Regions from separate parts of the Mus musculus genome. Here all the other regions are linked to region 1. A link is a loop called in an ENCODE intact Hi-C map of the cell type or tissue named here. Cell type or tissue: left cerebral cortex. All regions are shown on one strand. Links, peaks and the distances in the headings refer to the core of each region. The heading gives the core; the rest is flanking DNA.

What was found. A loop is a pair of places that touch in the nucleus more often than their neighbours do. Peaks named below come from ENCODE experiments on the same cell type or tissue, not always from the same donor. Only the 100,000 strongest peaks of a DNase experiment are listed, where the experiment ranks them.
Region 2: it touches region 1 in a loop (11-fold over the local background); 37 of 42 quality-filtered maps call a loop at or near these places.
Region 3: a loop joins it to region 1, with 2.3 times the contacts of the local background. A loop is called at or near these places in 2 of 42 quality-filtered maps.

The regions. Positions count from the first base shown.
Region 1 is chr7:35,022,197-35,029,737 of GRCm38, reverse strand. The region is part of intron 11 of Pepd (peptidase D); the gene reads right to left. It overlaps Gm35484 (a long non-coding RNA gene), which reads left to right and starts at 529. Exons shown (of 2, transcript XR_391248.1): 1 at 529-561. In left cerebral cortex, for the core only: CTCF peaks have their summits at 2,846 (motif pointing left), 3,645 (motif pointing left) and 6,419 (motif pointing left); DNase peaks (open chromatin) are centred at 3,647, 4,098, 4,757, 5,120 and 1 more place; H3K27ac peaks cover 2,275 bases.
Region 2 is chr7:35,168,539-35,176,079 of GRCm38, reverse strand. Gm38988 (a long non-coding RNA gene) reads left to right here. Exons shown (of 4, transcript XR_003946743.1): 3 at 5,039-5,158. Among named protein-coding and RNA genes, the nearest start is that of Gm38988, 13 kb to the left of the region's middle. In left cerebral cortex, for the core only: a CTCF peak has its summit at 3,955 (motif pointing right); a DNase peak (open chromatin) is centred at 4,062.
Region 3 is chr7:34,404,290-34,411,830 of GRCm38, reverse strand. No RefSeq gene overlaps it. Among named protein-coding and RNA genes, the nearest start is that of Lsm14a, 18 kb to the right of the region's middle. In left cerebral cortex, for the core only: a CTCF peak has its summit at 4,133 (motif pointing left); a DNase peak (open chromatin) is centred at 4,126.

The DNA.
Region 1 (7,541 bases), core at 1,726-6,725:
CAGCTGATTTTAAAGAAAAAACCCTAATGCCCAATATGCTTGGATGCCATACTAGAATCCAAAGTCCTCAATGAAGCACTTCTTAATCTCCTGACTCTTCTGGTTGCAAAACACCATAAACGGGGTCAACAGTACGGAAGGCAAAGCATAGATAATATCTCGGGTGATTCCTGGGGAGCCACCCTCCACCACTCCCCAGCATACTGGGAACTTTGACTGGGTCAAAGTCTGGGGGGGGGGGGGCGACCCTGTGTAGTGTAGATTCAAGGCACCTGGGCCTCACTTCAGGAGGACCCACCCAACTTAGTTACAAGAGGGCCAGGAAACATGAGGCACTGGAGACACACCCAGGCATCTCCTCCCTGGGGTGTACTGTGACCCTCAGGGCCAGAAGCTGCCTGCAGGTTTACTCCTGTGCAGGTGTGCTCAGTCTCAGACCTAGCAAAGCCCTCAGCTGAGGAAGGTGAACATCTTGGTTACCTTGTGTTGACTCGGCCAGCCAACCTTTGGGACCTTATTTCCCCATCTTTGGCATGGGACTGTGTCTCTTGCAAGCTGCAGGTACGTTAGGGCTCTTGGGCAGAGCAGGCTGCAGTGAGATGCATGGGGTCCCAGTCTTGTGTTGCTGGAGGAAACAACACTTGTATGTGGGCTTTTTGGAAGACAATGCTTCATGGTTTGATGGATTCAGAGCATCTGAAAATAAACTGCCTGGACAGACAAGACAGGACAGGCACGTGGGGACACTCATTCCTGGGAGGTGCCACATAAAGGGTGACCTGCAATTGCCCCTGGGAAGAAGAGTCTACTGGTGCTGGTCTAAAGGGAAAACAGAAATGAGCTATTTTTAAAAACCAGGAAGCTCACAAGATGACACGAAATGCTAGAGTCATCTAGAATGTGACAGACAAGATTCTCTGGGGCACGGCAGACTTAACTGAGCTCTCTAAACCGTCCCTAGAACAGAGGTAAGATGGCGACGGGCGCCTGATGTTTTCAGCCGCCGGCCGGGCTTTCGGGAGAAGGAAGTGCACACCCAGCCAGCCAGCTCCGTCCTGCCCGGCGACGCTCGGGCACGGGCTTGAGTCTATTTTTGTGTTCTCAGTTCCCCATATTTTCTGCCTTTTTTTTCCTGTTGTTGTTTATTGTTTTTAAATCCCCCCTCAGTGCTTTTCCATGCATAAGTGATTCCAATTCAAGCCATTTGGAATCCAGGGAAGAAAGCCATCACTTTTATAAATCACCTCCCTCCAGTGTTCTGTCTGTTGCGCCTACCCTTTCCATGCAGTACTATGATAGAGAATTCGGTCACTCTTGGCTCAATCGAGAATGCAAGATCTCCCCTTCCTGACTGTGTAGGGACACCCACCAGGGACACCTCCATCACTAGCCGAGTGGGTCTGTGTGATAATCTGAGACATCTGGGAGATGACATGTCTTCAAGCAATGTGCTGGCGTCTCTTCCCCACATGTGTTCCTATGGCTATGGTTCTGGCCGGGATGAACGTTCTGTCTTATGCTGGCTCTTCATGGGGCAGCTCCAGGCCTGGGCTACCTGCCACCACTGGCCCACCCAGACCCTATCCAGGTCCTGCTTAACTCCCTTAGGCCCTGTGCAGGGACCAGCCAGCTCACAGGCAGCAGGGCTCCAAGGGAAACTCGGCAATGTTTATACAAGGGCCACTTTGTACTCGGCTTGTAGCTTCATTTTAATCTTAGTATGCAGCACGCACTCAGCTGCTTCTCACCCAAGACTGACATCTTACATGCACGTGTGTTAAGCATGCTTGCTTTGTGCAGACTTCTCAGTCTGCATCCCAGGCTGGAGGGAGAGAGGTGGGGTTCTAAACAGCAGAAAATACTCATCTACCCAGTCCTCAGCAGGAGATAGAAAGGAAGGCAGCCAGTCACTTTGTCTCTGCAGCAGTGTATGTGCCCCAGGCTGGCCACAGTGGGCACAGGTCTTTCTGGTTCACAGGTCGGCTGCCCACCTCAAGCTCCCCTCCAGGCCTCTGTGCATGCCAGCCCTCAGGGATGGCTGCTGGTGGTGGTGGGTGGCAGCAATGGCAGCAGCAGCAGAGCCATCCCTCAAATGCTCCCCTTGGTTACAGATAGACCCATGGGGGGAACCTCTTCCTATAGAGCCCCTGCGCCAGGTGCTCCTCAGAGACCAGGTAGGCAGGGATGATCCCCCATGCCAGCAGCATGTCCCTATCCCCAAACCCCCAGTGTAGACTCTGATGAGAACAGTCCAATGCTGGGGTCCCCCTATGTTTGCAGAGAACTAGCACTGCCCTCTAAGAGCTGTCACAGAGATGCAGAGCACTGGTGCCAGGCCAAGACCCACGGAGAGCACCATACTGTGGCCTGGATCAAAGGCAGGCACTCAGCTGCTGCCTGCCTCAGCCCTGTGGGCCTAGGGTTGGGCACCAGGGCAGTAGCTGTAGTGGGTGGGGGAGGGGAAGGAGGAGGCTAGCAGTCATTATCACGCAGACAGCACATGCTTCATTTCACTTTTTGGGTGACCAGTGTCTTGTGATGTCTGTGAGCACTGTCTAGACTAGCACTTTTTAACCATGGGTTGTGACGTCAATGGAGTGGGTGAGGCCACAAAACAGTGACAAACTAAACAGAAGGGACAGAAAGCAGGTGGGAAGGGCTTCTGCTTATGGTAAGGAGGCATATCTACAATATGAGCTCTAGTTTGAAGGCTAACGGTTTTCTGGGATGGGATACTAAAGGCCTTGGCCAACTCATCCAGACAGACAGGGCCTTGTGTTTGCAGAACTCTCTCACCCAAAGGCTGGCTTATTTTCCCCCTAGGAAAAGCTTTGGGAGGGGCCCCCTAGTGGTCACCAAGCATCCCTTTGGAAATAACAAGGCTGGGAAGGGGATAGGAGTTAAGGCTGGCAGCAGGCAGCTAGCCCTGGATGACATTCTCTAAAGTCTACTGGAATACTAGGCACAGAGAAGATGAACCTTGGATTCTCCTCCTCTACCACCACCACCACCACCACCACCACCACCACCACCACCACCACCACCACCACCACCACCACCACCACCACCACCACCACCACCACCACCACCACCACCCCTTTGCTCCCAGCCCTCTGCAGCAGGGGAAGAACCCGGGCACAGATTCACTCTGCCCAGGACCACAATTGGCAGTCTAACCCACAACTAGAACAGGCACAATCATTTTATCCAATGCAGGGCTCAAGAGATGCAGGGTCTTGCTAAAGCCCTTGGTATCTGCAGCCCAGGGCTGAGAATTGGCTCACCTGTGATGGCAATAGCAAGTCAGCCAGGACGACACCCTGGCTCCAGCTGTGACCCAGATGGAGTGACAGCGGTACAGTTCTGGGGGCCCTTAAGTACTGACTATCCTGGGATGAAACTACCCTCATTTCTCTGGGTTTTGATGACCTCTAGACATGGCCGTTACCACAACAGGGAGACTGAGGAGGCCGGAGGCCACAGCAGGGATGGGTAGGGAGGAGGCACTGGCAAACTGCTCAGTGCAGAGCTAGGATAGGCCTGTTCCTAGGTGGACTGCAGGCCCACCCCACACACCCCAGGTTAGCACAACAAAGCACAACCCAGAAAACCTGGCTGTGTCCTGAAGCTACACTGCCCTCTTCTGGCCAGTGCTGGAACGCCCTGTACACCTCAGCCAGGCCTGGAGCACATGTACTCTAATGGGTTTGGAGACAGGGCATAGCACCTCTTATAGGGTGGCAAGCTGCTGAGGAGACATGCCCCACCTGCTTCTCAAATCAGAGCCCCCACTGAGGAGATATCGTCTGCTGTTTGGGGTGAGCTTGCATAGGAGTCAGGAGAAGCAGGTGGGAGAGCCTTGCACAGGAGTGACTCAACCTGGGATGCCCTGCTTCCTGGTGGGTTTAGGCACAGTTGGTATTTTTCCTGCTGGCCAAGGTGAGGCCTTTGTCTGTGGGCTTAAATGCCTACAGTCTGAGGTGGCTGTGGGAGGGCTCAGAGGGGATCTGGGGACGACTCCTTACCCAGAGCCAGTGGGCCATGGCTCCTTCCCTGCTTCTCTAAGCCAGATGTGTTCACACCCACTTGCCTGGAGCTAGATGCAATGTGGAGCATCTTCTGTGGCCTCCCACTCAGGAAGGGCCTCCTGTGATCTTGTCAACACCATCATTATATGAACAAGCTGGAAGCACCAACCAACAAGACTGCCACACTTGGCAAGCTGGGTCATCAAAGCCCTGCCTGCTTGCCTTGAAAAAGAAAACAAAATGCAGTCGATGCTTCATGCAGGGGGTGACCTGACCAGTGGGTTCAGGGGGAACTCCAGGGACACAGCTGGAAGGTGCTCTGGGAGCCAACAGGAAAACTCTGAGAGGTTTAACAGCAGCCACAGGCCATGTACAGGACCCCTGGCTCTGACTGAGCTGACGAGAGGCTCAGACTCTGAAGCCACACACATTCCCATGCCTTCCCTAGATCTACATAGCAGCTGGGCATGGGATCTGGCCCAGAGAAACAGGAAGAGACCTGGGAGCTACTGGCTGGGATGTGGGATGGCCTGAAGCTCTTGGCTGACAAACTTGATCTGCAGCACAGACCAGCCTGAGCAACAGCTAGACCTCACGCGTGATGACTGTGGCCCACAGCTAAGTGGCCTTATCTGACTCTTAGTTCCACCTAAGGTTTACATGAGCACAGTGGTGCATGCCTGTAATCCGAGCACTTGGGAGGCCATGGCGGGGCAGAGGGGGTCCTGGTATAAATTAAGGCCAGCCTGGGCTACAGTGTGAGACTCTAGTTAAACTGTTAAAAAAAAAAAATTGTCCAAATAAGGTAGGCCTGATTTGTGTTGTGCCCTGGCCCAGGGCTGGAAAATGTACTTCAGAGACACGGAGAGCAGGAAGACGTCCAGCCTTCTTGGCTTTGCAGTTCTGCCTCAGCTTTCATGACTCTGAGCCCTTGGAGCCAGGTGATCTAGGAGCCCCCCCCCCCCCCAGACAGATAGAGAACCTGAGGTGGGAGGGAGGAGCCTCTTGGCTCCTGGTGCACTTCTGTGGGTATATCCTGAGAAGCGTGGGTGCACTCACTCCTGGACTGAAAGAGATTGAAGGGGCTGCCACTTAGCACCTCCCCCTCACAGCTCTGAACCAGTTCTGACTTCCCAAAGAGCTCCACTACTGTTAACATAGCTTGCCTGTCAAAAGCTAGGTAGAACCCAGAGTCCATCCCTGTGCTTGGTGCCTAGAACACATGCTCTGTCCCAGGGGGCACTCAACTTTGGGACAGCCTCCAGTTTATACATATATTCTGGTCCCCTACCTTATGATGAAGTATCGTGGCTTTATGTTAGGATAACAGTGTGATTTATTATTTACCAAACGCGCTAGGTGCTTGGCAGATCAATTTCAATAAAACAATGGATTATAAATGCCGCCAGCAATCTGGCAGTAGCAGTAATCAACAAAACATGTTCTAAATGCTGCATAATAAATTGACTATAATAAACTCATAATGATTCCACTGGCTACATTTCAAAGTTAGCACTAGAAAAACAAAATCACCAATTTGAGTTTGGCATGAACGTCCCTGGGTTTCCTCAGATCACTCCTGTCCACAGCTGTATCAGGAGGCGCAGGTGCCACATGCTGCCCTTGAGGGCTGAGGTCACAGCAGCTGGGCCATGTAGAGGCCCACAGTATGTAGGCCCTGGCTGGCCCCTGCCCATCTCTGGGATTCCCAGAGGAATTCCCAGAAATGCAGATAGGGCTGGCCTTCTTACAGGGCAAGAATCCCCTTTTGGACACATAAAGTAGAAAGTGGAGTAGCTGCTTCCTCTGGGGTGTGCTGAACTCAGGAAGAGTCAAATTCATGGCCAAGGTGGGCTCCAACTAGAGCTCCCGGGGTGGGGGGGGGGGGGAGGCAGGGACCTCAGCCTCTGCCCAGGACTGGGTTCTAGCATCTTGTCCTCTGGTCCTAGCCACACAGGCCAGAGCCAGAGAGCATCAGAAAAACTCTTGGAAAAGCAGTGAGAATTTGTGGTACAGGCCAAAATGTCAGCTCCTTAGAGACAGAGGCAGGAGGATTGAAACTTCAAGTCCTGCCTAGAAGACTTATTAAGACTGTCCCAAAATAACAAGTGAGAAGAGGGCTGGCAGTAGGTATGGCTCAACACTAGAGTATTTGCCAAACGTGCTTAAGGCCCCAGGCACCAGGGGGTGCCATGAGGCCTGGGTGAGGTGGAGGAGGTCAGAGAGGGGAAGCTTGGGGCAATCACAGAGCCTGAAAAGACCGGGTGGCCTTGTCAATGCTGAGTCAAATCTGAGGCAGCCAACCCTGTCCCCAATCCCTATGACCACACATGCGCCCAGCACCCTGCTGTGTCTCAGCCACCCCAGCCCCAGCCAGCACCCAGTTGAGCCTGCCACCTGGAGGCAGCTCACACAGCTCTCAGGCCTAAACACAGGCCTACTCCTAGGCTCCGTGCAGACATCTGCTTTTGTGGACTTGTGCTGCTAGGCAAGCCAGGGAGACATACACTGAGGTCCTGTTGTAGTCATGGAGAGGATGGGGTGGCAACGACTGGCAGTCCTCAAAGCTGGTGTCTAGGGTTCTTCAGGTCTCTCTTCCTGGCTCCCATTTGGCTTATTGGCTTGGGACCCAGGAAGAGGTCTTTATCAGTCTGCTTCTCATATACCCTTTCTGCCACTATCATGGGAAGTCCTGACGTTTGTATGTTATCTCCACTCATAGATACGTCAACTAAGGCAAAGAGAGACGAAGTTTTCCTTACAGGAAACTGGGCTTGAACGAGAATATCTTGCTTGTGGGCAGACTGGCCAGTCATGTGCCAGCATGGACCCTGGGATTGAGTACTTATCTCTCTCCTATTTGGTAGTCACTACTCAAAGCATGGATTCTATCTCTGCAGCTTATTAGCTGTCTGTCCGTGCACTGTGCTCTCCCCCTAGGTAGACATGGGCTCCCATGACCTGCAGCAGGGCCAAAGCCACGCAGTGAACAGCTATCACAGGAAGCCAAGGCTGGGAGATGAGTGTAGCAAGTGGCTGAGAAGGAAACTGATGGTTCAGCATCCCCAGCCAACCCAAGAGTAGGCTGTGCCACTGCTAAGGAGCCCAAACTACATCTAAGAACCAGCTAGGCAGGGTGGTTTATGCCTGTAATCCCAGGACCTGGAGGTAGAGGCAGGAGGATTGCTACTTTCTTAGCCAGCTCTAGCTAGACCTTCTATCAATAAAATAAAACAAAACATAAACAGACGTTTAAGAACCAGGCAGGACAGGAGCCCTTCTGGTCAGCTGATGTTCACAGCACATCTGATGGCTAAGGCAAGAGGTTGTATGGCTTGTGAGCAAGCTCCAGACTTCAAGGGCCTTAGCAGCCCGGCGTGGCTTAGCAGCCCGGCATGGCTGGACCCAGTTCTAGTCACTGTCTGGTGGGGATTATGGAGTGACCATTAGGAACAGCTCTATCAGTGAGTAGGGATCCCTCCAAACCCAAGGATGGCAGTCCAGTATGCTCTG
Region 2 (7,541 bases), core at 1,058-6,057, 150 kb before region 1:
ATCTCAGGTCTGACAAGTAAACCCCACCCTGGTCTCTCCGCTCTGAGCAAAGGCACCCCAGAGGACTGGTTTGAGATCTCTGCTGGGAAAAAGTCCGAGTCTGGCCGCTCTCTGAGAGTCACAGCGAGCTTGCGGCTCCATGGCCAAGTGTGCCTGGGAGCAACATCTGCCTAAAGCTTCCCCCACGATGACACCGGTCTAAAGCCATTTCACCCAGGAGGAATGTGAAAGGTGGGGCCCAGGCCAACTGGCCAAGCCTGAATCCTGCCAGGAAGGAGGGCAAGGCTTAGCCCTATCAGGGTGTTCTGTGAGGGATGGGACATTGGACCTCTTATCTTCTCATTTCAGAGGGGAAAAGGAAGAGATGGGGAGGGGAGATAAGGAGGCCAAGGTCAAATGGCTGCTGAGTGGTGAGTTGGAACACCAGACAGTAAACCCATAGTCCCTGGAAGGCACTGTCACTCGGCCCTGGGGTCCTTCGCCTTATCCTCCCTGAGTCCAGACACTCACCATGGCCCTGCAGGTTTGTTGGGCAGGCCTGCCTGTGGCTGGGTGTGGAGCCTAGTGGCTTCTTGGCAGGGTGGCACTTAGTCTCAGGGAGAAGCCTCCACATGGGTCAGAGGGCATCCGGGCCCTACAATGTTCCCACCACCCCAGAAGCACTTGATCCATTAGGGAGCAATGCCCAGTCCTTGCAGCCCAAGACACCCTGGGCCTGACCCTGCTCTCAGTAAGGACACCCAAAGCATGCTCTTGTCCTCCACCTACCTCTGCATGGCCTTCCGGGGCTCTCTGCCTTTTGCTCAGGGTTCACTCCAGTCTAGCTCTACTTCAGACCCTTTCAGATCTCAGTTGCTTGGGCCCAGCTATGTTCAAACCAATGGCCTGGTGGGCAGTGGTCAATCATGGTTGCTTTCATATTTAGCCCCCCCCCCTTCCTTATGTAGGCAGGGAACACCTCTATCTACTGCCCATAGTTTCACAGGCAAGAACCCAAGAAGAGGGTGGTGTGGCTCATTGGTGCCACACTTGATGCTTGCCAAATGTGCACAAGGCCCTGAGTTCCGCGCCCAGTGCTGCAAAGGAAAACAAGCAAGCAAAGCCCTCAGGACCAATATTATCTCTGCGGAACACTGTCCCCACAAGCACCATCAGACGCACCACTCCCTCTCTCTCTTTCTCTCTCTCTCTCCCTCCCTCCCTCCCTCCCTCTCTCTCTCTTAAAAAAAGGAAAATGTGACTGTGTGTGTGTGCGCACGGTCACATGCACGAGATAGTCCAAGCATGTGGAGATTGGGGACAACCTCGGGCATTGTCCTCTCCTTCCTCCTTGTTTGAAACAGGGTCTCTTGTTTGCCAATAGCTGGCCTGCTGAGGTTCTCGCCTCTGCCCCAGTCTCAAAGGAAGAGCACAGGGGTTGGGTGCGTGTTGCTGCGACCACTTGTCATGATCTCTGGGGTTGCAAACTCAGGTCCTCACACTCGTGTGGCAAGCATTTTGCCAACTAGGCCATCTCCCAAGCCCTGGTTTTCTTTATTAGTTTTTTATGCAGGGTCTTACTGTGTATCCCAAGTGTATCCCAAGTTCCTGAAATAACGACTCTGAGGCTGAATTATTTATGAATAAATGTCCAGGCGAAAAGCTTTGGCTTGTTCTCGCCAGCTCGTAACTCAGTTATTCCGCTTACTCTATGAAGTCCGGCCTTGTGTCCAGTTACCTCTCCTCAGGTTCATGCGATCAGTTCCATCAATGAGGCAAGTCTCTTCCTGCACCTGACTATCCCAGAATCCTCTCTCCCTGCCAGAACTCCCACCTCCTATTTCTTGCCTACGTTAATGGCCAATGACTCTTTTATTGACAAGTAATTCTTTTTATACAGTAGAAGGGATTCTCTTTACCCCCAGGCTAGCCTTAAACACCTGATCTGCTTACTGGGGCCTCCAGAGTGCTGGGATTTCAGATGTGTATCAATACTACACTTGGTGATGAACAGGCTATGGCTGGAATGGCTTGGTTATAAGAATGTGGTCTCTCTGACTCCATATGTGGCCTTCTGCCACACTATGATGTAGTAGGACACTTCGCCAGCCCTCCAGCCTTGGGTACTTTTCTATACAATGGGAAAGAAAAAAAGCAGAGTCCAAGACTACAATCAGCATGCTCTTTGTCAGGTTTCCAAGGCACTCAGTGGGAGAAGCACCCCGTGGTTTAGAGTCCCTGGATTCATTTGTTTTCCTAATTTGCGGATTAAGGGGGGCAGCAAAGCCACCATTATACCACCACCACCCCTCATCCAAGCAGGGACTCCTTCTGTTCCATTTGTGTCCCCTTCCTAAACCACACCCCACACTTCCAGCCACCTTTGGCTTTGGGTGGCATGTCCACACTAAGACCCTTTTGGACTGATGCCCTTCCCTGGGGAGCCCTCCTGAGCTGCCCTTTCCCCAGCTCTGGCTTCCCCCTGCTCCTTAGCATCTCCCATCACACACTTCTCCTCCATGCCCCAGCTAGGGCCTCCCTCTCCTCTCCGCAGCCTGGTCCTGGCTCAGTCTGGCTTCTGAAAGGGATTGTAAGTGTTAGTAGCAAAGTTGAGACCATGACTCGTTTCGATTCTATCTTCTTTCTTGGGGGTTTCTCATGCTCTCAACTTCCCCAGAGCTGGGTGCAGACCTGGAGAGGCAGTGGGGTGGCAGCAGACAAGGGTAGGTCTCAGGGATCCTTTCAAGGAGCCACTTGGAATCTTGCATCCCTGCCCAAAGCTTCGGTCTCCTCTACAAGATTTGGGGGGAAGCCTACCAGGTGCCTCAGCTGGTGGGGTTCTGAGCGCCTTTGCCTATCCAGGCCTCCCCCGTAGTTCTTCAGGTAGATTATGGTTGTGGGATCTCTCTATCTGAAAATACCCAACAGGAAACAGCAGCCTTAATCCAAATATGTGGAGGGGTAAGAAAAGGCTGTGACTGCCCTCCACATTGGCAGGCCTGGCTGTGCAGTGCTGAGGGTTGCCTGGGTCCATGGAAGGTACAGGAAGTAGAATTTCCCCTCACAAGCTGAGATGCAGGACCCACTCCCTCACCTCGGCTGCAGCATGCGGCTGCAGGCTCCGGCTTTGATGCTTCCATCTGAGAGAGGGACCACGTGACAGGCACCTTCTTCTTTGGGTGTCATGTCTACATGAGACCCTTTAGGTCAGCTGGACTTGAAGCTTTGGGCCCCTGGCATGGCCCCATGCAACTTGGCCATGCATGCCCCATACTTCAGTTGGCAGGGCTCTGGGCACTGTTGCCTACCCGGGCCTTTCCCCCAGTTCCTCCGCTCCTCTCAGTGACGCAGACAACCTGGCTGGGGCTCAGAAGGAGGCTGAGTCTTGGCTAATGTGGACCTGTGGCTTCTGAGCCTGATCTGAGTTAGGAAAGGGGCTGTCAGCTCTGCAGCCTGCTCTGGGGCTGAGTCCTTCTAAGCTTCTGGTCAGCTGGCAGCCTCTTCCCTACCTGGCCTTGAGTATCTTCTTGGCCTTGTCTTGTCCCTACTGTGGGTTTGGTTTTACCAGCAGGAGAGCCCCGGTTGGGAGGATATGGGACCAGAGTCCAAGATAGCCATGGGTCCTTTCTAGGCCAACCTCTCTAGATGCACTAGAGAGTTACAAAGAGTGCCCCTGGGCAGGCACACCTGACTGGGAGTGGAGGGGGTCTGCTAGCTCGGTTGGGTGCCGGGAAAGACCTTCTGCCCAGAGGGCCTGTGGACACCCTGCTGTGGGCCCCATGAGCTGTCAGTGAGTGTGTGTGTGTGTGGGGGGGGGGGGATGGGGATGAACCATGAGCGGGTGTGAGAGTGAGCACGTGGAAGCAGATGCCCCAGAGACCGAGTGCGGGAGGAGGGGGGCCGTGAGAACAAGTCTGTGGGTGGAGACCTTGGGCAGGAGCGAAAAGCAAGTTTGGGAAACGGCGGTAGACGATTCTGAAAATACTAGCCACTAGGTGTCACCAGGAGCCCACGGGAGTACAAAAGTTCCGCCCGCCCCCCCACCCCCTTCCGCCAAATATCGAGAGCCACTTATCCCTCAGTCATTCCCACTCTCACAGGTAGAGGGCACTTCTGAGTCTGTCCCAGTGTCTAGGACACTGTTAAGATGGGCTGTTGGCGTCTTATCCACAAGGACACAATATAGAAGCTACCCTGCTCCTGCCCACACAAACCCTGGCTGAGGCTCCTGGGGTCCTGCCTCAGACGTGGGGCAGAAGGGCTTCTGCAGCACCTCTGGATGAGCACCCCATCCTGTGCACCCCCACCTGCCGACCTCAATGAAGGGGGAAGATTATGTACTTACACCCCACCCTTGTCCCCACACAGGTCTACATTGACAATCAGATTCCCAGACCCCACCCAGGCTCCAGCGGGACTTGGTAGCTGCGTTCGGTGGCTAGGAAGACAGAGCTTTGAGCCACATTGCTTTCTTCTCACTAGGTCCCCCTCGGGAGGCAGCCCCTCTACAAAAAAGCTGGAACATTCTGGCTGGTGTGCCGGTCGTGCCTAGAACTGGGAGAGACTGCAAAGCGAGGATGCCACGGCCCGAGGGTCACACGGGACCCAGCCCTAATACCTCTGCAGGCTGAGAAGTGACTGAAACCCTAGACAGATACCTCGGTTATATGGCGGGGTCTCCCCTAGGCAGGACAGGGGTGGCCTGTCTCAGCTCTCAAACCTCTGCTGCGTGCAATTTAATAAGCCCAGAGACTCAACTATATCAGTGACCCAGAAACCTCACTGTCACCCCTTCACCCACTTGGCACCAGCCACACCACTCCTTAAGTCGCTCCATCCTGTCTCAGGATCTCTATCCTTGCTGTTCTCTTGGTCTTCTCTCATAAATTCCCAGAGCCCATCCTCTCCCTCTCTTAAGAATGAGACTTGCTCCGACCTTTCCTTTGAACAGCGCACCCCCATCTCAGCTCTTTCTCCTCAGCCTGTCTTGCATCTCCCTTTGATTGGCATTGGAAACTCTAGATATTTTGCTTAATTATATTTTATTTTATTCTTTTAGCACTGAAGTATTGAACTGGAGACCTACATCCGTGCTAGGCAAGTGCTCTACCACCAGGCTACATTGTACCAGGCTACATTACAGCTCTTTGCTATTGGATCCTGAGAAAGCACTCTACCGGTGAGCCACAACCCAACCCCTTTTGTACTTTTTGTTTCGTGACACAAGGTCTCACCAGACTGTCGAGGGTGGCCTTGAACTCACTCTATAGTCTACACTATCCTAAAGCTCGTGACCCTCCCGTTTCAGCCTCTCAAGTAGATGGGATTACAGGCTTGTGCCACCAGGCCTGATTCTTACCTATTTGTATTGCTCATCTCTCCCATTGCCCACACCATCCCATGAGCTGAACACCCTGCTTTCTTCACTGAGGCAGAGCCTAGCTCGTACAATCTAGTTCAGTGTTAGTGCATAGTAACAGATGAATGAATGAGGGAACGAGCTAACGAATGAATGAATGAATTGAGTAGGGTATTTTGTACAAGGCTGACTCTCTCCTTCCTGAGCTCATCTGGCCATGGCAGGACAAAGGTTTGGGCCTTAGCTTAGCTTTCACCCATTCCCTGTAGAAAATTTCATGGGCAAACTTCTTATGGCCTGTCTGGGCTAGAATTTGGAGACAGCCTGAGGCCCGAGCTGCAAAGCCACAGACCACTGCAAAGCTGCCTCGCTTTATGGCCCCGTTACTTGTGGTTTACCTTCAGCAAGTTGTATTTAGTGATTTCAGGCACACACCGCAACTTGGCAGGCACTGGTCAGTATCCCTTAGCTCCACTACCTATGACTCTGGGGACATGCAGGAGTCAGAAAACTTCATGATAAAGAAAAGGAGATGCCTCACTCAAGGAGCACCAGATCTTCAAGGTGCTGTCCCATCTAGGAGAGGAGCTAGTTGGCAGTTGGGATATCTTGCTATTAGGACCCCATCCCCACCCCTTGCTAGGCAACACTGCTACTGGGAGATTCCCAAGTTTGGGCCGTGGAAATCATTCAGCTTAGGGGTGATCTGGACTCTCCTAGGCTCTTTTGATCTCCACGAGATATTTATATCAGCTCTCCCCTGCATTGGGCATATGTGACATCCTTTAAGTGACTTCATAAACATTTTAAGGGACAGCAGACTTGTAAACGCATTAAACTCCATCTCATCATTCAGACGGAGAGGTTTTATGGAGACGTGCACAGCTAAAGCTAGCCAAGAGATTTTAAGACACTTTTAGAGAAATGTCTTTGAAAAGCATTAAACCAATGCCCCGCTTTAAAGGAGAGAGGTTAAGGAGCCGTACGCCTCTAGTGTGTGTTTGGGTGGGGGTGGGGGGCTCCAAAAGGACCTGAAGGAACCCCAGAGGCTTCTGGGAGCACCACCAGACAAACTTCAACTCTTGTACACTGAAGGGTGGGACCGTGTTCCCGTAAAGGGAGTTCAGTCCGCAGTACCTGACATGCCCGGTAGGTGTCACTGCCAGGAGGAAATCCTAGCCAGGCACTGGTTATATTGAAGCTGCAGACCCAAGAGGACTCACGTGTGCTTTTGCCTTAGTGTTGGTGACCTCCAGCCTGGGTCTGCTTTGAGCCAGGGGCTACCACATGTCTTCCCAAGGGACAGAGCTGCCCTCTGACCATGTTGCCAGCTGGCAAACACTGGTCAGTAGCCCTTAGCTCTAGAAGCGCTGGCCAAGGCCAGGACTACAGGGACTGGTAAGTTCCTAAGTTGGGGCCAAGCCATTGCAAGGAACAACTACAGTGTTTCTTCTAGTCAGAGCCTCGAAGGGGGCCATTCCAAACTTGGAAAGGACCCAAACACATGCCAGTACAAGTAAATGCACCCGTATGCATATGCGCACACAAATACATATGTGAGCATACAAATATATATGCACACACATGCATTGATGCACACTAACACACACACATGCATAAATAACACACACACACACTCACATACACACACAAAGAACACATGCACACATTCACTCATATACATTCACATTCTCTCTTCCTAGGCTCTTGTAGGTAGGTGGAGAAAGACCCTCCAGGTGAATTTATCTGGGGAGGGAGGCTCTTCCTACCTGTCTCTTCTGCCCCCTCTGGACTGGCGGGAGGACTGAGGGGCAGCTACAGTGTCCAGCCGTGACTGGGCCTGTCAGAGCAGGGTGTATTCTCCAGGTTTGCCTTCTGCAGCTGTCTGGGGTTGAGGAGCAGAAATTCCTCCTGCAGTCTAGAGAAGTGAACTGGACTGAGAACCGAGGTGGATGCTACGGTCACTGTGAGGGTTGGGAGAGCCACGGAGGCAGCCTGAAGCTGAGCAACTCAACCCTCAGCTTGCTGCTGCCTTAAAGACACCTTGGTCCCTGCTGGAGTCCTCCTCCTCCTCCTCCTCCTCCTCCTCCTCCTCCTCCTCCTCCTCCTCCTCCTCCTCCTTTTCCTTTTTTTTTTTTTTGGACAGGGTCTCTCCATGTAACCCTTAGCTGGTCTGGAACTCACTACGTAGAACATGCTGGCT
Region 3 (7,541 bases), core at 1,058-6,057, 620 kb after region 1:
CTAACATGGCCAAACCCAATTAATGTAAATCAAGGTAATTCTCCCACAGGCATGCCAAAAGGCTCATCTCCCAAAGGGTCCCGGTCCTGTGAAGTTGGAGCTTGCCGCTAGACCTCCTCTCTCAGTATCCCATGATGTGAGCGGCTGGCATGACTGAAATCTATCTCAGCACATCTCTCATTGGAATCTGGAGAGAAGCCGGTGTGGGCTACAAAGTCAGTTCAAGGCCAGGCAACTAGGGCTTGGACCTGGAGATATAGTTCAGTGGATTATGACAGAAGAAATAATCATTCTACACAGAAAATCCACCTAGAAATAAACCACTCCATCTATTCTTGCAACTCGGCCTGTAGCCCACACCTCCACAAAGGAAGGGCATCATCCTAGGTGAAGTTCCTAGGTGATGCGTCTGGAGGCTCAGTCCTAAGTGAGCGGAGAACCAGGAAAGAATCATCCCAAACTGTACCAGAGAAGCCCTGCCTCCCTTCCTGCATAAAGCTAGAGCTGGGGCCCAGCAATCGCTCAGCCTGGATCAGCCAGGGAACTGTAGCTTTGAACCCTCCACGACACATAAACCTACAGCAAGAGGTACAGTGTAAACTGGGAAGGCTCATTGCCCAGCAACGCCCAAAAAACCTTGATTCCAGGTCCACCCTCACGCATCTCCCGTGTGAACGCACTCGGTGTCCTGGATGTTGTGCTACTGGGACCTTTGGTGGCTACGTGGATGACCTGTTGCCGCCACGGCCGCAGCCCCCGCCCCCGCCCCCGCAGCCTTGGGCTTCACAGGTCTTGGATTTCACTTGTGTTCTGGCCCTCTGGGCCTCCCGGCCATCCATGCGGCCCTCTCCTACCCTCCCTCCACCTACGTCTGTGGGATCCTAGCCAGAAGTTGAACAGTGTCCCTCCACTCCCTGCTGACTCTACGATGGTTTTATTTATTTGTTTGTTTGTTTGTTTATACACTGTACACTGTAGCTGTCTTCAGACACTCCAGAAAGCGGCATCAGATTTCGTTACGGATGATTGTGAGCCACCATGTGGTTGTTGGGATTTGAACTCAGGACCTTTGGAAGAGCAGTCCGCGCTCTTACCCGCTGAGCCATCTCACCAGTCCTCTATGATGGTTATTATGTTATTCAGTCCCCTCTGAGATTGAGACGGTGAAAATGGGACGTTAAAGGAGCTCCTTAAGATCACAAATCCAGAATGTGCCTGAAGCCGATTGACTGCCTGCTGCCAGCCGCCATCCTTCCTTGTACATTGCACCCAGCAGAACTATGTGTTTTTACTAAGTAGTGAAACTTGGGTCATTTCCATCATGTATATGGCCTCAGTGTTCCTTTATCCCTGTTTTAGTCTTAAACAGCTTTATGGAGAGATGGATATTTAATAGCTTGCACTTTCTGTGTTCAGGAGGTCGAGGCAGAAAGACCACAAGTTTAAGGCGATTCTTACTACATAGTGAGTTCAAGGCCAGTTTGCATTTGAGACCCTGCCCAGGAAGGAAGGAAGGAAGGAAGGAAGGAAGGAAGGAAGGAAGGAAGGAAGGAAGGAAGGTGGGAGGGAGGGAGGGAGGAAGGAGAAAAGAAAGAGAAAATAATAGTTTGCACATACTTAAAGCATGAAGTTTTTTACATGTATGAGTATGCAGCCGTAAAACTATCCCCATAGTCAAGAGAATGGATATCTCCGCCGTGCCCACATGTTCCTTTCAGCCTACTTGCAATTCTCCCCTCTCCCCCACCATAGTATGGATCCCTTATGTAACTGTGGGTCTCTTTCTACTCACTGTCCTTTAGTTTACAGGGAGGCATCATGGCTCACATCTGTAATCCTAGGGCTCTGGAAGTTGAGGCAGGAGGATTGCTGAAAATTCAAGGCCAATCTGGCTGACAAAGTGGGAAAATTTTTTTTTTTTTTTTTTTTCTGAGACAGGGTACATACATGGCCTGGAAACCACTGTCACAGATCTGCCTACCCTGCCTCTGGAATGCTTGGCTTAAAGGTATGTGCCACCACGCCCTGAAGAAGCACCTGAGGAGGAGGGGGGAAGGGGAGGAAGAGGGGAGGGGGGAAGGGAGGGGGAATTTAGAAGTTAGAGGTAAGAGAATCCGGAGTCTACAGAGTGTAGTTTAAGGCTAGCCTGGATTCCATAAGAGACTGTCTCACAAAAACAAAAAACGTGAGTCAAACATAGTAGCCCCTGCTTGTTAATCTCAAAGCTCTCAAGGCCAGGCAGTGCCAGGAGCTTAAGGTCAGCCTGATGTACAATACAGAAAATTTGTTTCAAGAAACCCAAACCAAGCAAACAAGCATAACCACTCATTTTGCAAACTTCTTAACTCAGGCACCTGCCTATTGTCTCTTTCCATGTCTAGGTTTCAGGATGAAGTATCGGTATTTTTCCTCTTCTTCCTGGGGACCTGTCCTTTCATTTTCTAACCATCCTTCCCTGGAAACAGATAAGAAGGTGTGTGTCAACTATGCTGCTAAACAACATTGTTTCTAATGAAAATGACCCCCTAGTTGTTAACTTTTATCTAGGCAAGGAATTGCCATAGCTTTGGGCTCCTTTTCTAACTGCCAGTTCTCCCTTGGGGATGGATCTAGAAGCCAGGCCTGCATGCTGAATTGTTATCAAAGAAACTGTTAGCCAGGGGGGGCAACATGGCGCCTCTCACACCTGCCCCTCACAGATCTTGTCTCCATAATCTGAGCCATCTCTAAGCTTCTGCAAGGCTTCCCACTGCTAGGACTATCTATCAACATTCTTGCTGTCTGTGTGGATCCTGTCCCAGCTCCTTCTGAAGACACCAGTGAGACTGGGATTCTTGTTTGGTTGGATCCTAGAAGACTTTGCCTTGGGCACTGCCGAGCGGTAAGCAACACCCTTAGCTCTTCCAGAACCCTCGATTCAATTTGGCCAGAGGACTGAGTTGGGCAAGGTGGCTCACATCTGGAATACCAGGATTCAAGGGCTAGGGTCAGGCTAGGTATGGTGGCACACACCTTCAGTCCCAGTATTCAGTATTCAGAAGGCAGAGGCAGGCTGATCTTTGTGAGTTTGAGGGCAGTCTGGTTTATGTAATGAGATGCTGTCTCAAAAGAAAGTAAAAGAACTAGAGACAGGAGGAACATGAGTTCAAAGCTGGCCTGAGCTACATAGTGAGACACTTCTTTAAAATATGTGTGTGTGTGTGTGTGTGTGTGTGTGTGTGTAATTTTTTAAAGAAAAGCTTGAAAGAATCTACCTACCTTTCTTATGATATGGAAAAGTCTGTATTGCATGAGGAGATAAATCAGATTGGAATCAAAACAAATCCATGCTGAACAGAAACCGCTCAGAGTCCACCTAAGGGATCTAAATAGAACCGCAGCGGCAGGTGGGCTTCCGGGATAGATTCATGTGCACCTGAAATGGGTACTAGGTGGGTGCAAAGAAGGCTATTGAATAAACTCAGAGACCCCATGCCTGTGATAGGACTCTAGCTGAAAGAGCAAGTGTGACTTCCAGATGGACTCCAACTGTGTCCAGACTCTCATCTTCCCGTATTCCTGTGGAATCGTTAAGAGCGCCGGGCGCAGAGCGCAAATGCAAACAGGCACCGCTACTCCAGCACTACTGAATCTGGAATCACAGATGAAGGGTTAAAGAAAGCTGCCCCTGTAGAAACGCTAAAGAAACTGGATGTGGTAGTTGCACTCCTGGAATCCCAATCTTCAGGAAGCTGAAGCAGGAGGAGCAAGAGCTCCAGACCGGCCTGAGCCTCAGAAAATAGAAGAGACGGGCATGGTGAGCATGCCTTTAATTGAAGCTCTCAGAGGCTCAGGAGGGCCTGATCTATATAGTGTGTTTCAGGACAGCCAGGGCTACCTGGAGAGACCTTGCCTCAAAACAAACAAACAAACAAACAAACATACATACATACATACAAAAGAAAACTACGGGCTAGAACCGGTGAAATAGCTCAGTGCCTAACTTGAAAGCCTGAGTTAGAGCCTTATGATCCACCTGACGGAGAGAGAAAGCTCTCTGAGGATGTCCTCTGACCTCCGAGACACACAATAAATAATGACCGCTCTAATTCAACCCTACACCGCAGGCAAACAGCTGTCCTCTGCTGCCATCTAGTGGAAATCAACAGGAATGTGAGCATTGCTTAAAGCGACAGACTAAATAAATGGGTTAGTTTTTTTAGCTTGGTCTCTTATGTACTCCAGGCCAGACCAGAATTCACTGTAACTCAGACTGGCCTTGAACTTCAACCTTCCTTCCTCAGCATCCAGAGGATAGAATTACAAGTATGTACCACCATTTCCAGCTCGTGAGTGGTTATTTTAAAGGTCTTGAGTTGTTCCTTAAGAGTAATAAAAACTCTGGGGCTGGAGAGATGGTTCTGTGGTTAAGAGCACCGGCTGCTCTTCCAGAGAGTCCAGGTTCAATTCCCAACACCCACATGGCAACTCACAACTGACTGTAACCCCAGTTCCAGAGGATCCAACACCCTAATATAATCATACATGCAGTCAAAACACCAATGCACTTAAATAATAGATGATAGGTAGATAAATAGATAGATAGATAATAGATAGTTAGATGATAAATAAAATAATTTTTAAGGATTACTGAAACCCTTCATTTACATATAGTATTTAGCAACGCGTGCTTTTATAAGGAAGTTGAGTAATTTTCGCTGTAGTTAGCTGGATTGGGGGGAAATTATCATATAATACTATATGATACATAATTTCTTTCTTTCTTCCTTTCTTCCTTTCTTTCTTTTTTTATTTATTTCTTTATTTCTTTCTTTTTTAGACGGTTTCTCTGTGTAGCCCTGGCTGTCCTGAAACTTATTCTGTAGACCAGACTGGCTGTCCTCAAACTCAGAAATCTGCCTGCCTCTGCCTCCCAAGAGCTGAGATTAAAGGCGTGAGCCACCACGGCCCGGCTTGATATATAATTTCTAAAATTATCACAGTAAGGCCAGATGTGTCCCAGCACTTGGGAGGAAGAGGCAGGTGGACCTCTGGAAGTTTGAGGCCAGCCTGGTCTACATAGCCACTTCTAAGCTAGCCAAGGCTATATTGAGAGAACCTTTCTCAACAAAACAAAGCCAATGAATAAACAAATAGGCACAATAAAAGCGGTAGACTACTTCTCTAACAATTAAAAGCACTGATGGCCAATTGCATAGGATATGGGGCCCATATCCCACTGGGTACACAAACACTGGTCACAAAATCTTTTTCTATTGAAGCCATTAACCAAAGTTCCAGGAGTTGACCAGCAAAATGCCCTACCTAAACATTTAATTGTAAGCTTATGTACGTCTCTGAAAGCGTCAACTGAGCTGCTAAGAAGGATGGCTTTGAGTAAAAATGGTCAACTGCCATTGACTGACAGCTAGATGGTGTCACAGCTATCAGCTTATGTTCATCGGTTGTGTGGGAGGTTGTTTGCTTGTGTATTTGTGGGGCTGGGACTTGAACCCAGAGCCTTGCACAAGCTCGACAAGCTCCCCACTCCTGAGCCGCATTTGCCATCGGTACTTTAGGTTGTGTTTTATGAATGTGGAACTTTTTTCGTGGGTCCATCCCTTGCAGAGGCCCTGGAGACTACATCTAGGAAACTGTTGTGGAAGTCTCTGGTGAGGAATGGAGCTTTTTAAATCAGAGCTGCCCTCAAAAAGACCCAGTAGGGGTTGTTTGGTTTGGTTTTTGAGACAGGGTCTCATTATGTAGCCCTGATTGGACTGAAATTCACTATATAGACTCCCACTTAGGTAAAGGTAGGGGGTAGACTTTTATCTCAGGTTAGTTCAATCCTAAACCCCACCTTGGGTGCCAATTTGTTGCTGGAATTTCCAACCCAAATAAGCCCATATAAAAACCACACAATCCAGTTATTATAATTATAAACTGTATGCTTGCATTGGGCAGATCTAACATTATATTAACTTATTCCCCAGCTATGAGACCCCTTGCTACTTGTAGTTTCTTCTGGTCCATCATGGCTGCCTTCTCCTCTTCTTTTGTCCTCTCCCCTTCCCTCTTATCCTCTTCTGGGTCTCTACCTGCCCCCATTTTCAAACCTTCAGCCCCACCTTTCCCCTCCACTGCCCAATTACAGGCTCTAACCTTTACTGACCAATTAAAATGGGGAGAAGGCTCACATGAGATCATCCAAGCATGTGATGGACTGCTCTGCGGGGGTTGGGGGGTCGGGGGGTCGGGGAGAATGGGGGTGAGTCAAAGTGGGCAGCTGAAGAAGCAGAATTAACATCAGAATACAAACAGCATCAGGCCAACCAACAACACAGGATGGATGGCCTGGAACATACAAAGATCAGCTTGCCTCTGCCTCCCCAGTGCTGGAAATAAAGGTGTCCTTGGCCAGTGGAGTTTTTACCTGCTTTCTTGAACTCTCTGAATGACCTACAACAAAGACACTTGCTTCAAGGAATACAGGATGGAGTTGGCCCTGCTGTGAGCTGATCACTGCCCTAGGTCCTTCTGCTCTGGTCATCTCTGAGCTAGCATGTGCATTTATTTATTTATTTATTTATTTATTTATTTATTTATTTATTTAATGGAAATGCTGGGGTTAGTCTAGCGCTGCTTTGTCACTAAGCCCCTCCCCCCCAGCCCTCACTGGAGTTCTTATTTTGAGAGCCTTGAACTTGTGATCCCCCTGCCTCAACCTCCAGATTAGCTGGGATTGTAGGCCTGGGCCTTCAGGCCCCAGGTCCCGTGAGCTTAAAGAAGTCTAACGTCACTACTGGTGGATGCTGTGCCCAAAAGTGACTTTTACCCCCCACTTTCTTTTCAGCGACATATTCATTTTCTTGTTTCTCTGGAGCATTTAGAAGAATGATGAATTCTAAGTAATGTATTGGTGGCACCATAGGTGTGAGAGGGGAAAGAAAAAAAAAAAAGAAATGCATTATTCACATATATATGTTTATGTGTGTGTCCATGTAACATATATTACATTATGTTTTATTATAAATTTAAACAACAAATAGACAAATCTATAATATTGCATCATATATTATTTTATATACATATACATATACATAATGGGCTTTTGAGACAAGGTTTCTGTGTATCCCTGTATAGTCGTCCTGGACTCACTTTGAAGAGTAGGCTGGCCTCAAACTCACAATGCTCCTGCTTAAGCCTCCTGAGTGCTGGGAACACAGGTCTGTGACACCATCTAGGAACACTGCAGGAAGTCTGGGAAGAACTTGATCCCTAGAAGTGTGCCTCTGAAAGCTGCCCCATTTCCTATGCCTCCTCTCTCTCTGCTTCCTGTTTGCTGTGTAGTAACAGTCCCTGCCATATACCCTGGTGCTATGCCGTGACCCTCTGCCCAGCACTGTTAGTGCAGAAGACTATGAAGAACTCTCTGAAACCTGAGTTGGAAACCTATGGTTTCTTTGGAAAGCCAGTTGTGTCAGATGGCGTTTCTCTAAGGCAGACACATGAAGGAGTTTTGTGCTTGAAGCAGACACAGGTGAAAGGATGTTTTTTGCTAA